Regions from separate parts of the Homo sapiens genome. Here regions 1 and 3 are each linked to region 2. A link is an interaction called in ENCODE POLR2A ChIA-PET data of the cell type or tissue named here. Cell type or tissue: PC-9. All regions are shown on one strand. Region 1 has its middle 290 kb from the start of INHBA-AS1. Region 2 has its middle 120 kb from the start of INHBA-AS1. Region 3 has its middle 140 kb from the start of LINC01449.

Evidence for each region. Peaks named below come from ENCODE experiments on the same cell type or tissue, not always from the same donor. Only the 100,000 strongest peaks of a DNase experiment are listed, where the experiment ranks them.
Region 1: POLR2A ChIA-PET joins it to region 2 with 5 read pairs; 2 of 35 experiments call an interaction of 5 or more read pairs at or near these places.
Region 3: POLR2A ChIA-PET joins it to region 2 with 11 read pairs; 1 of 35 experiments calls an interaction of 5 or more read pairs at or near these places.

Annotation. Positions count from the first base shown.
Region 1 is chr7:41,397,295-41,401,294 of GRCh38, forward strand. No RefSeq gene overlaps it. Among named protein-coding and RNA genes, the nearest start is that of INHBA-AS1, 290 kb to the right of the region's middle. In PC-9, no CTCF peak of the experiment used is centred here; a DNase peak (open chromatin) is centred at 2,127.
Region 2 is chr7:41,570,910-41,574,909 of GRCh38, forward strand. No RefSeq gene overlaps it. Among named protein-coding and RNA genes, the nearest start is that of INHBA-AS1, 120 kb to the right of the region's middle. In PC-9, no CTCF peak of the experiment used is centred here; a DNase peak (open chromatin) is centred at 2,312; H3K4me3 peaks cover 452 bases; H3K27ac peaks cover 2,701 bases.
Region 3 is chr7:41,236,595-41,240,594 of GRCh38, forward strand. No RefSeq gene overlaps it. Among named protein-coding and RNA genes, the nearest start is that of LINC01449, 140 kb to the left of the region's middle. In PC-9, no CTCF peak of the experiment used is centred here; a DNase peak (open chromatin) is centred at 2,477; H3K27ac peaks cover 1,909 bases.

The DNA.
Region 1 (4,000 bases), 170 kb before region 2:
TCCAAATATTATGAGATTTTTTCTATCTATCCTTCTGTTACTGATTTCTAGTTTAATTCCATTTCACTCTGAGAGCAGATAACGCGTGATTTTTATTCTCTTGAATTTGTTAAGGTGTGTTTTATGGCCTAGAATGTGGACTATCTTGGTGTATGTTCCACGTAAGCTTGAGAAGGATGTGTGTTCTGCTGTTTTTGGATGAAGTAGTTGATAGATGTCAATTATGTTCATTCAGTTGATTGATGGGACTGTTGAATTCAACTATGACCTTACTGATTTTCTGCCTGCTAGATTTGTACCTTTCTGAAAGAGGGACATCGAGGCCTCCAACTCAAAATTAATAAAAAGAAAAATAAGTTCTTATATAACCCTCACTGATTCCTTCTCTGATCTTTTTCCCTTCTTTATGTAGAACTGAGAATCTGAGCTATATAATTTTTCTTTCTTCTGAATAACTTCTTTTAATCTTTCTTGCAAAGTAGGTCTTCTGGCAACAAATTTCTTCCATTTTTGTTTGTCTGAGAAAGTCTTTGTTTATTCCTCACTTTTGCAAGATAATGTTAAGAATACAGAACTCTAACTTGGTGGGGTTTTTCTCCTCTCAACACTGTAAATATGTCATACCACTGTCTTGCTTGCATGGTTTCCGAGGAGAAGCTGGATGTAATTACTATCTTTGCTCCTCTATCTCACCTCACATAGATAAGGTGTGTTTTTCCCCTCCTCTGGTTTCTTTCAATATTTTTTTCTTTGACTTTCTGAAATTTGAATACGATATGCCTAGGTTTAATTATTTTGGCATTTACCCTGCTTGCTTCTCTTTGAGCTTCTTAGATCTGTGATTTAATGTCTGGCATGAATTTGGGGACATTCTCAGTCATTATTGCTTTAAATATTGCTTCTATTTCTTTCTCTCTTTCTCCTCCTTCTGGTATCCCCATTACACATATGTTACACTTTTTGTAGTTGTCCCATAATCCTTGGATATTCTGTTCTCGTTTTTTTTTCTTTCCTTTTCAGTTTTGGAGGTTTTTATTGTCATATCTTCAAACTCAGAAGTTCTTTACTCAGCTGTGTCCAGTATAATAGTAACCCATCAAAAGTATTCCTCATTTCTGTTAAAGTGTTTCTAATCTCTAATATTTCTTTTTGATACATTCTTCAAATTTCTATCTCTCCACTTAGAGTATCCATTATCTATTGTCTACCTTTTCAATTAAATCAATTAGCATATTAATCACCATTGTTTTAAATTCCTGGTCTGATGATTCCAACATTACTGCCCTGTCTAACTCTGGTTCTCATGCCTTCTTCAGTCTCTTCAAAGTATTTTTTGCCTTTTAATATGTCTTGTTCTTTTTTTGTTGGAGGGTAGATTTGAAATAGTGGGTAAAAGAAAGAAACGGAGGTATATAAGTCTTTAATAATATAATGATCAGGTGTCGGGGAGGGAAATTATTCTAGAGTGACATGATTAGGCCTCAGGTTTTTGGTGAGCCTGTGCCCTGTGGACTGTGAACTTCACCAGTGCATCTCAGGTCCCCTAGCCCCCAGTCCCATCCCCTAGCATTGCATGAAACAGGATGGCTAGAGGGAGCTGGAATTTTTTTTCTTTTTCCACAAGTGGAAGGCTAACGGGAGATCAAGATGGGAATCTCCCAAGTGGATTAGGCTCTGACAAAACTTCCGAAGTTGGACTCTGGTAAAATAGTTTCTCCCAAAGACAGGCCTTGCTAAGAAGAACAGAATGCCCTAGTATATTTTGAAAGGATTCCTTTTCCCCTTCCCCTGCAAGAAGCAGGAGGGAATTTTTTTTTTTTTTTCTCACTTTCACTGTGAATGCCTCACAGAGCTTCTGGAGGTAAAATTCACAGAAACATGAGGGTCCCTTATGACTGGGTTCCCCGCAGCATTTTTAACTCTCAGACTTGTCCACAGTAAACAAGCCTCCAGCTATCTGTCAATTACAGCTCCAGTTTCTCTATCCCAGCACTGGTTCCCATGGTGGTTTTGCGTATGGGTTTTTGCTCTGGTCTATGTTGTGATTCTTTGTATCCATCTGTTTCTCCAATTTAAGGGACAATGGTTTTCCCTGTGATGTCACTTCTCTGACTAATCTAAAATGAGTTGTTGATTTTTCAGTTTGTTTAGCTTTTTAGTTGCTAGACTGGAGTGGTGACTTCTAAGCTCCTTACCTGCCGGCTGGACTGGACACCAGAAAGCTCCATATATTTTTATGTGCAGTGCTTTTATTTTTATTTTCATCATTTTCTAAATAGGGGCAAATCTAATCAAGAAGTTAATTTTGGCTGGGTGCTGTGGCTCATGCCTGTAATCCCAGCACTTTGAGAGGCTGAGGCGGGTGAATCACGAAGTCAGGAGATGGAGACCATCCTGGCTAACGCAGTGAAAACCTGTCTCTACTAAAAATACAAAAAAATAGCGGGGCACGGTGGCACGCGCCTGTAGTCCCAGCTACTCAGGAGGCTGAGGCAGGAGAATCGCTTGAACCCAGGAGGCAGAGGTTGCAGTGAGCCAAGATTGTGCCACTGCACTCCAGCCTGGGCAACAGAGAGAGACTCTGTCTAAAAAAAAAAAAAAAAAAAAAAAAGTAGTTAATTTTAAAATTAATTTTATTCAGGGCATTTATTTTATTTCAATTAAAAAATAAGCACTTCACACTGTGGACAGTACAAGGCAAATCTGATGTTTATTTTTTATTAAGCAGCTCATTTTTTCCCTAGCCCCACTTCAACTTAAAAACTGTAGAGTTGAGGTCCATGCGACTCTGCTAAAATAACAACAGTCCTATCCTCTCATAGCTTGGCCTTGCCACTTTGATTAAAGGAGATTGTTCTTTCATTCCATTTACCCTTTAATGTAAATTGTAGACATCTACTTTTTTTTTTTTTTTTTTTGAGATGGAGTCTCGCTCTGTCGCCAGGCTGGAGTGCAGTGGTGCGATCTTGGCTCACTGCAACCTCTGCCTCCTGAGTTCAAGCGAATCCCTTGTTTCAGCCTCCCAAGTACTTGGGACTACAGGTGGGTGGCACCAAGCCCAGCTAATTTTTGTATTTTTAGTAGATATGGGGTTTCACCATTCTGGCCAGTATTGTCTCGATCTCTTGACCTCATAATCCGCCCGGCCTCAGCCTCCCAATTTTGGGATTACAGGGATGAGCCATTGCGCCTGGCCGACATCTACCCTTTATGTAGTGCAATGTGTCCGTCTTTGCCATAGAGGGTAGATGACTACAATCTCCTGAGTATGCTTCTCTCTGGCTCTTCCTGTTTCTATCTGCAACTCAATGAATGACCTCACTTCATGAAGCAATGCGTCACTGCCTATGTCCTTCCTCATTCTGCCATCTTGCATTTGTGGCAGCTGTAATCTCCAAATGGATAATGGATGAAATGTACTGGTGGATGTGGACTAGGGACAAGGAGTTGTCACCAGCTGTCTCAGAAAGCATTTCTTTCACAGATTAGAGCATTTCTGAGTGTTTTTTGGTGCAGCAATGCTTCATGTCTGTCAGATGGATCTTCTACGTGTCTGTGAGATATAGCAGAGAGCATATAGTGCCTCCTCTCTGCTTCACATTATGTCTTATGTTTTCTCTTTCAAAAGGAATATGTGGACGCTCCAGAAAGTTTTCCAATCCCATCCATCACTCATGTAACTCTTTATATTGCTTCGGATGAAGGGAGGTTGTAAATGAATTCTCTCAGAGTCTCTGCTGGGACAACTTTCTACCTCCCCATTGGTTTCATGGAGAGTTGAGAGACAGCGAATTAAAACAATTAGCTAGCTGGCATCACAGCCCTCAAGTCATAAAGCATCTGAAAATGCCTTTATTTAACTTGATAAGCCCTTAAACTAACTTGACAGCTTTTATACCCTCAATGGTAACTCACCCCACACCTTCAGAGGATCTAAATTTCTGGGTTAACAAAGAATCTGCCAAAACCTTCCCTTAGAAATTCTGGACTGGTGAGATTG
Region 2 (4,000 bases):
ATCACCTCCTTTATCATCTCAAGGATCAAGAGGAGCTAAAGGTCACCCATTAGATCATTTCCTCACTCCACAGACATCTATCAAATACCTACAGAGTGCCAGGCACTAGGATCAGCATCAGTGATACCTCTCACCCAAAGGAATATGCTCTTTGGCTTGAGGCAATCGGCATTCAGTTAGGGATGAAGATACAGTATGATGGGTACATATTGGGAACACACAAGAAGGAGTGATTATGTGGAAGAACCTAGTAAGCCTGTACTGAGAGGACAGCATTTAAATTGGGTGGGGGAGAAATTCGCCAGTCAGAGAATAAGGGAAAAGGCATTCATTCCAAGAAAGAAATCTGCATGTGTAATGCCCCAAAGTATAAAGAGTCAAGCGTTTCAGAGCGGGTGGACCACAGGGTGCTTGTGAGGGAGAGGAAGGTGGGAGCACTGGAAAAGAAGGTGGTGGAGAGATAGCAAATGATTTGCAGCAAATTTCCACCAAAGGATTTTAAGTAAGGAAGTGAGAAGATTTGATTTATCTTAGGATAATATTTGAAGGAAGTACAAACTAACATAATAGCAAATAGACATAGGAAGACAAAGAGGCTGTTGTAATATCATAGAGAAAAGAAAATATTGCTGAACTAAGTCAGTGGGGGGTGGAGAGGAGGGAGTATATTTGATAGTTTCAGGAGGCAGACTTAAAGGTCTTCATGAGCTATTGGATATGAGGACTGAAGGAGGGATTTTAAATTTGACAGCTATGAAGATATGATGCCCTTAGCTGCGTAAATACTATGAGAACAGTAGAATTGGGGAAAGCCAAAAATGACAAAGTGGAGAGAGTTTTATTGGGTTTCTTGAGCTTCAGATGATAAACACCCTCGTCCAGTAGATATGTGCAATAAACAGAGGATCCAGGGATAGAAAGAAGTTACAGATATATAAACAGGGCTCACTGGTGTGTGCAGCTATGGTCTGAATGCTTGTGTTCCCTAAAACTTCGTATGTCGAAATCATAACCTCCGTCAATGATATTAGGAGGCAGGACCTTTGGGAGGTGAGTGAGATTGGTTCCATTCACTAATGGGCCTCTTTTTAAGGGCACTCATTCCATTCTTTCTCCACCCACATGAATTGGATTAGTGCCCTTAGAAAAGAGACCTGCTGGGAGCTCATTTGCCCCTTTGTGCCATGGGAAGAAACAACTAGAAAATGCAGTCTGTGAACCAGAAAACAGGCCCTCACCAGACACTAGATCTACTAGCACCTTGATCTTAAACTTCCTGGCTTCCAAAACTGTGAGAAACAATTTTTTGTTTGTTTATAGCTACCTAGTTTACGGTGTTTGGTTATAGCAGCCCAAATGGGCAAAAATATAGCAGTTGAAGCCGATCTAGTGAATGAGGTCATTCACAAAAGCATTTATGATGCTTGAAGAAGGTAAAACTAAAATTATTATTATTTTTTTAAGACAGAGTCTCATTCTGTCACCCAGGCTGGAGTGCAGTGGCTCCATATCGGCTCACTGCAACCTCCGCCCCCTGGGTTCAAGCGATTCTCTTCCCTCAGCCTCCCAAGTAGCTGGGATTACAGGTGCCCACAACCCCACCTGGCTAATTTTTGTATTTTTAGTAAGGATGGGGTTTCACCACATTGGCCAGGCTGGTCTTGAACTCCTGACCTCAGGTGATCAGCCCACCTTGGCCTCCCAAAGTGCTGGGATTACAGGTGTGAGCCACTGCACCTTGCCTAAAATGAAATTTAAGTTAATTCAAAAATCTGGGCCACTAGGTATACAAGCATTAATTAGACTATTGAAACATATTAAAGTTAAATGACCTAAACCACTGTTTAAGTACCATTGTTTAGGGGATTACTGATACTTGGTAAGTTATTAAAAAAATTGATACTAACAAAATCTAATCTTAATAGTTTCATTAAAGATAATTGAATTATCTTCTTTTTATAAGTCATATTCTTAATGTCTGTCAAATTTCCAAATTGTTAATGTCAGAAACAGTAAAATCTAGCAAAATGGACATAGATACATAGATACATAGATATAGACATAGATACAGAGTTAGCTCAAATAGAGTTGTACATGTAGACATAGATATAATTCAGTATTTGTCTCCATGAAGGGGTGCCTCTTCTAATGTCTTACTTTCTACCTTTCAATCTCTGCATTTTTCATCCTAGGAGGATCTGTTTATCACCATCAGGTAACTTCCAGTTCATATTTGCCTCAGTATTTCCAACTTTGTTTATCCAAGGAGAGTGACTCATGCTTTTGACAAGATATTTTCATTGCAAGTGTGTGTAGGCACTTAGCACTGTAGCAATGTCATTCTGACATGGCATGCCGAGAGTGACCTGTAGCAGAATTCCCAAGTGGATCTGAGAATGGAAACTAGAAGTTATTTTCAGCACCATCCTTTGGTTAGACCTGCACAAAATCGGAGGTAATTCAGATATCCTCAGTAAGTTGCCCAGCAATTTCCATTAACTGTGCCATTTTGGATGATTTTATTGCTATGACCCTGAAATGAAAATGGACCAGATTTCATTTTACTCCTCTTCTTTCTTTGCCCTATAGAGCAATGTGAGTTCATGCAATTATATCCCCAAGCACACAGCCTAGGCAGATGTATATATGAGCCGTCACATAAAATCCCTACACATTTACACAGTGTATTTGGATAACATACACACATAATAAAGCTTTCCATAGATACTTTTTCATTCTATGTTCTCACTTCTAAGTGAGCTGAAAATCAACGCAAGAGATCACTAGAATGTTTCACCCAGATGACATTATTGTCATATGTGCCATACCATAATTCATACATTAATATGTAAAAATGACATTTTTTAATAAAATGTGTCACTTTAATTTAGAGCTGAAGGAGAAGACATAGGAAAATATTTTCCAATTCATTAGGCCACAGGCCCAAAGAAATAAATCCTTCTGATGAATCCTGTCATCACATTGTAATTCCAACACTTCAATATTCTGAAATTAACCAGACCCATGCCACCCCCACCTCACTATTTCAGCCTAAAATGCTTCCAGAAAGTTCCCCAAGCACTAGCTGTGAAATTACATTGTGTACTAATGGGAGACCTAGGCAGGAGGTTAAAGAGGGTTTTTTGCAGTGTGTAACTGATTTCAGATAAGCAGTGAGCTCATGTATCAGGAAAATGACTTGTTTCCTTTTCACATTTTACACAGTGTAGCAGCCAAGGTAATTTTATGAGCAAGGATTTTGCTGTTGCTGTTACGAATATGATTGTGCATAAGCCAAAATTTGCTGCTGGAGCCCCAAAGCCTTTGAGGATGGCAATTATTTATTGTCTTTGGAGGGATTCTTCTTCCTCATGGTCCCATCTAGACCAGGTTTTCAAGAAAGCTCTTGATCTAGTCGCCATTGCAAGAAAAAATGAATTGGTTAGTTGGGGCTGCCATCACTATTCTATTTTGATTCCTCAGGACTTCCTCAGATTACACCCATCTCTGGCCAGCAAAATGCCATGAGAGACTTGGGATTTTTCTTATAGGCATATCTTAGAACTTTCCTGCTAACTAGAAAGACAGTCAGCTCCTTGAAACCAAAGCACCCCCAATCCTACTCTGAGTCAGAGAATGTTTCCTATTGACTTTAAATATGTTCCTCTAAACATCTTATGAGCATGAGTCTTGGGGAGGAATTTAGTTCCATTTATAAAGCTTTGATTTCTAGAGAAACTCAAAGTCAGCACAAACATACTTCCATTTCCTAAGCAGTCTCTCAGTATATGCCTCTTGAATACATTCAACAGCATTTATTGAGCACCTACTATATGTTAGTGTTTGGGATATATCTGTGAACAAAATGAATAGCCCCATTCTCAAAAGTCTTCATGATGAAATACTTTAAGAAACCCTGTGTTAAAACCCTGTGTTAAAACTCTGTATTTAAAACAGTTAAATACTTTAAGAAACCCTGTGTTAAAAAGTCCCTGTAGAG
Region 3 (4,000 bases), 330 kb before region 2:
TAGCCCTGTTGTTTCCTGCCACTCAGGTGTATCTGGAAGTCATTCACGCTTTCTCCCACTTGAAGCAACATTCTTCAACCACTATTTGTTATAGCCATTGCCAATGGACATTTCTGAGTTCAAGGGTTTGGGCTGAGCTCCTGGGGCCTGTTGCTGCCACAGTCGCAGAGTCATCCCCTCTTGAGGACACAATGGTCTTGCAGGTGTGAGGGCCATCAGAGAGCCTTTCTCCCAGGAGCTCTGCTCAGCCCAGGGCGCTCCACAGTGAACTGGCCTGGACCCCTCATGACAGCTCTCTAGGCTCTCTCCCACGGCCTCTTCCTCAGGGACAAACCAGCCCCCAGGAGTCCCCAGGTCGTGATCAGTTCCAGAATCCACTCTCAAAACATGAAGTTACCCTGCCTCAAGGTCACAAGACTCAGGCAGAGGCCAGATTGTGTTTAGGCCTCTATACATTTTGTGATTTTATTTCAGAATCTTTATTTTTCTTTCTGACAATTTCTAATGACTTAGAATCAGAAGGGCAGAGATTAAGAATCTTATTCTTTCCCTAACTAGAAAAATCCAGGGCCTTCTCTGATTCCTCATTCTCAGTAGCCTTTAAATTCTTCATAGCAATTTTTCATATTAAATTTTTCATATTAAAATTTTTCACATTAAAATAAAATCCAACCTATTAACATAGCTTATTACATATATATATCTCATCATATGATCAAAAATATAATACTGCAAAAATTTTGTTAGTAACACCAAACAAATGACACAATTATAAGTATTTCTGAATTCTAAATACTCTATCAGAACAAGAAAAGAAATGCATTAAGGGAATTCTCTGCTTAAGACTCTGTGCTAGGCATGGTCCAACATACTGTAAATGTAAACTGTTCTTAGGTGAGTTAACTCTTTTTCATAGTTTTGAGCTTCCCAGAAAATTATATAAATGCCCCCCCTAGATTGCAGGCAAAAGATTCCGCATTTAAGAGAGTCAGAGTAACGTTAGGCTTCAGCCAGTTCTAGATGTTTACCCAAGAAACCAACTTATTGTAGAGCTATGAGATCACTTAACAATTTCTTCACACAGATGTGATATTTTGTCCAGACATCTAGAATGGCCCTCTGTTGCTTACCATAGTAAGACTAAATTCGTCCATTTGACTTTCAATGGCCTTTAACATTTGGACTCTGCCAGATTCCAATGTGATTGCATAAAGCACTTTTAATTCAAACCTCACCATATTGAATGGTCTCCACCCACTCAACATTCTCATAAGACCTATTTCCCCTTCCATGCCTTTTCCTAGGATACCCTTCCTTCCCCTCCTGGCCAATTCAAATCTCACTCTCTCTTGTAAGGCTGTATTAGTGCATCCTCGATGGATGCTTCCCAGAGACTATAAACCAGCCCCCCTCCAATACTGGATGTAACCTATTCAGCACAATTTAGGCCTAAAGGCAATCACATTTGGGACAGTTATTTAACAACCTCTAAAGCATAGTGCTGATTTTATTGGGAATATAACACACCCTTGGGATTCAATGGTTCAGCATTTTAAAGTTTATGGTATCAGGAGTGGCTGTCAAGCTCTCATCATCCTGCGATGATTTATGCATTGCTAAGGCTGGGACTGAGGTGGCCTGTACCCAGGGAGCTCAGGGGTGGGGCTTTCTCCAGTCTAGTGAGTGGGCAGAACAGGACAGGGCAACCTCCACTTCTGCTTGGCCAACCTCTGTCATGGCTCATATAGCGACTTCGAAGGTAGGGTTTACACTCTTTTTGCTCTTTTTTGAAAAATATTGTTAATAGCTTTAATTTCATGTTTATAGAATCACTGAGATTCCTAAGGTATTCATTCAATTGTTTGTTTATTCTCTACACAATTTTATGGGGGAAGCTACATGCAGTTTTTTGCAAAAAAAGCTCACACATGTGAAGTCTTAGCTGTGATTATTACATGCAATGGATATTTTGTTAACTGATATGTGTGTGTGTGTGTTTAGGTATATAATTTTCTTCTAGGCAGGAGCTTTAAAAATATTATTCTTGTGTAATAGAAGTGGCAAATCAGATTTTCTTTTAAGAAATTATGAAGTATACTGGTAGCAGGAGAAGAAACAGAAAAACAAGAGTAAGGAAATACAGAGAGGACTTGGAGGGGAACCCTAATAGCAGAGTTCTAGAAAAATTATTGGCAAATTCCTGCCACAGAAAACAGAAGGAGCTAACCTGGTCTTCGAATCATCTGGTCCCAGTTCCCTGTAATCACCTTTTCCCCATAAATCTAGATGTGTGGCTTTCCCAAGTCTGGGTTCCACATGGGTGAGTTTCCTGATATCCTGTTTCCCTGCACAGCCACATGAGAAACACCTTGTTTCTGAGGCAATTTTAGTGAGTCTCTCACTTTTTTTTTTTTTTGGCAATCAAAAAAGTCCAATATGAGTCATTTCTGTGACCATCTCTCATAGAAGATGATTTTAGGATGATAAGCATTTTTGATTAGATTTATTTTGAAATAGTTACTGACCCACATGGTGAGAGGTTCATGAGTGATGAGCCTTTTGAAAAGCATGTTTGTGCTTAAAGAGATTTACAAGAGGACATCTTCCTGTTAATGTGTCACTTCCCTTTGACTCAAAGGAATTCGGTGGAGGATAGTAAGTTCCAAAATAAGCTGACACATCAATAACTACAATAAATCCTCCCAACTGATCTAACAGAGGAATCCAACTGAATATTCCAAGCTCACCTTCAGTAGATAGAACAACTTAAGTCTTTTGGAATGAGACCCTTTGATTACTTATGACATTTGTGAGTTTCACTTAAACCCAGGGGTGCAGGAAGGGATGCCCTGTTGTATTCTCTGTTCTTTGAGGATTGTAGAAAATGTCCAAATATTATGCTTGTGCTATTCCAACCTGGCCATGATTTAATACAAACACAGATAGACACTCTCTTTTTCCATTTTTAATTTCTTCCTTCCCTCCCTTTCTCCTTCCCTTTCTTTCCCTTTATTTTGTTTTTCTTCTCCTCACCATCCCTCCTTCAAAAAGTGTGTACTAAAACATGTGCAGTTTTAACTTCCTGCTGAAAGATAATTCCCCTAGATGAATTATGATTATATTTTGTAGAGAGATCACTGTTCACAAGCCATAGAAGTAATACGTGTTGCTTGGCCAAATTTGAGCTGGCTTTTATCTCTGGCATTTCCTCATTTCAGGAAAAAGGTTTTGAGGCTCTTTACTGAAGCAACATCAGAACTTAAGTCTGGTCAGTTCTCATATAGAACCTCAAGATACCAGTGAGAACTTTTTTTGATGGCACCTAGGTCCAGTTTCAAGTTTACCTTTGAGCCTAGCTATAGTTCAATCTTCCTGGCTTATTCCTCAGGACATGTCAAGAGGTTATGTTAGAACTTCAAAATGACTTATGTGGTAGCAAGAATTAAACTATTATCCTAGTTTAAAAACTTGAACTCTACAATAATGCACCAAACCTGCTGCTACCATCCACGCTCAGCAGGACAGGGGATGTTTGCTAGGAGTAAGTACAGAAGGTCACTGTTCCCAGGCCACAGCCCTCAGCCTGGTCCATGGGAGCCTTCATCATCTGCTCCCAGCTCACTTGCTCAGACCCATCTTCTCCCACTCTTTCTCTTCCTTTGTTAGTTTCCAGCCACAATAAATGACTTGCAGCTCATTCACAGTTCCCTCAGTGGCCTCGTTCACCTCCATGCCTAAGCCTTTGCCCATGATTGATCCACTGCATGGCGTGCCCCTCCTGGTGTCTCAATCTTGGTTTCCCGCAGACGCAGCATCTCATGTCTTCTCTGGCCTTCAATGTAGGGGAGTGCTCCTTGCATGAGTCCCCTACCGTCCTGACCATGACATAGTACTTGTTGCACTGGTTATAATTGCCTCTCTATTTTGTCAGTCTTTCCTACTAAGTTTTCCTACAGACAGGGTCTTCTGTAACTTTTTCATCAGCATATCCCTAGCTTTC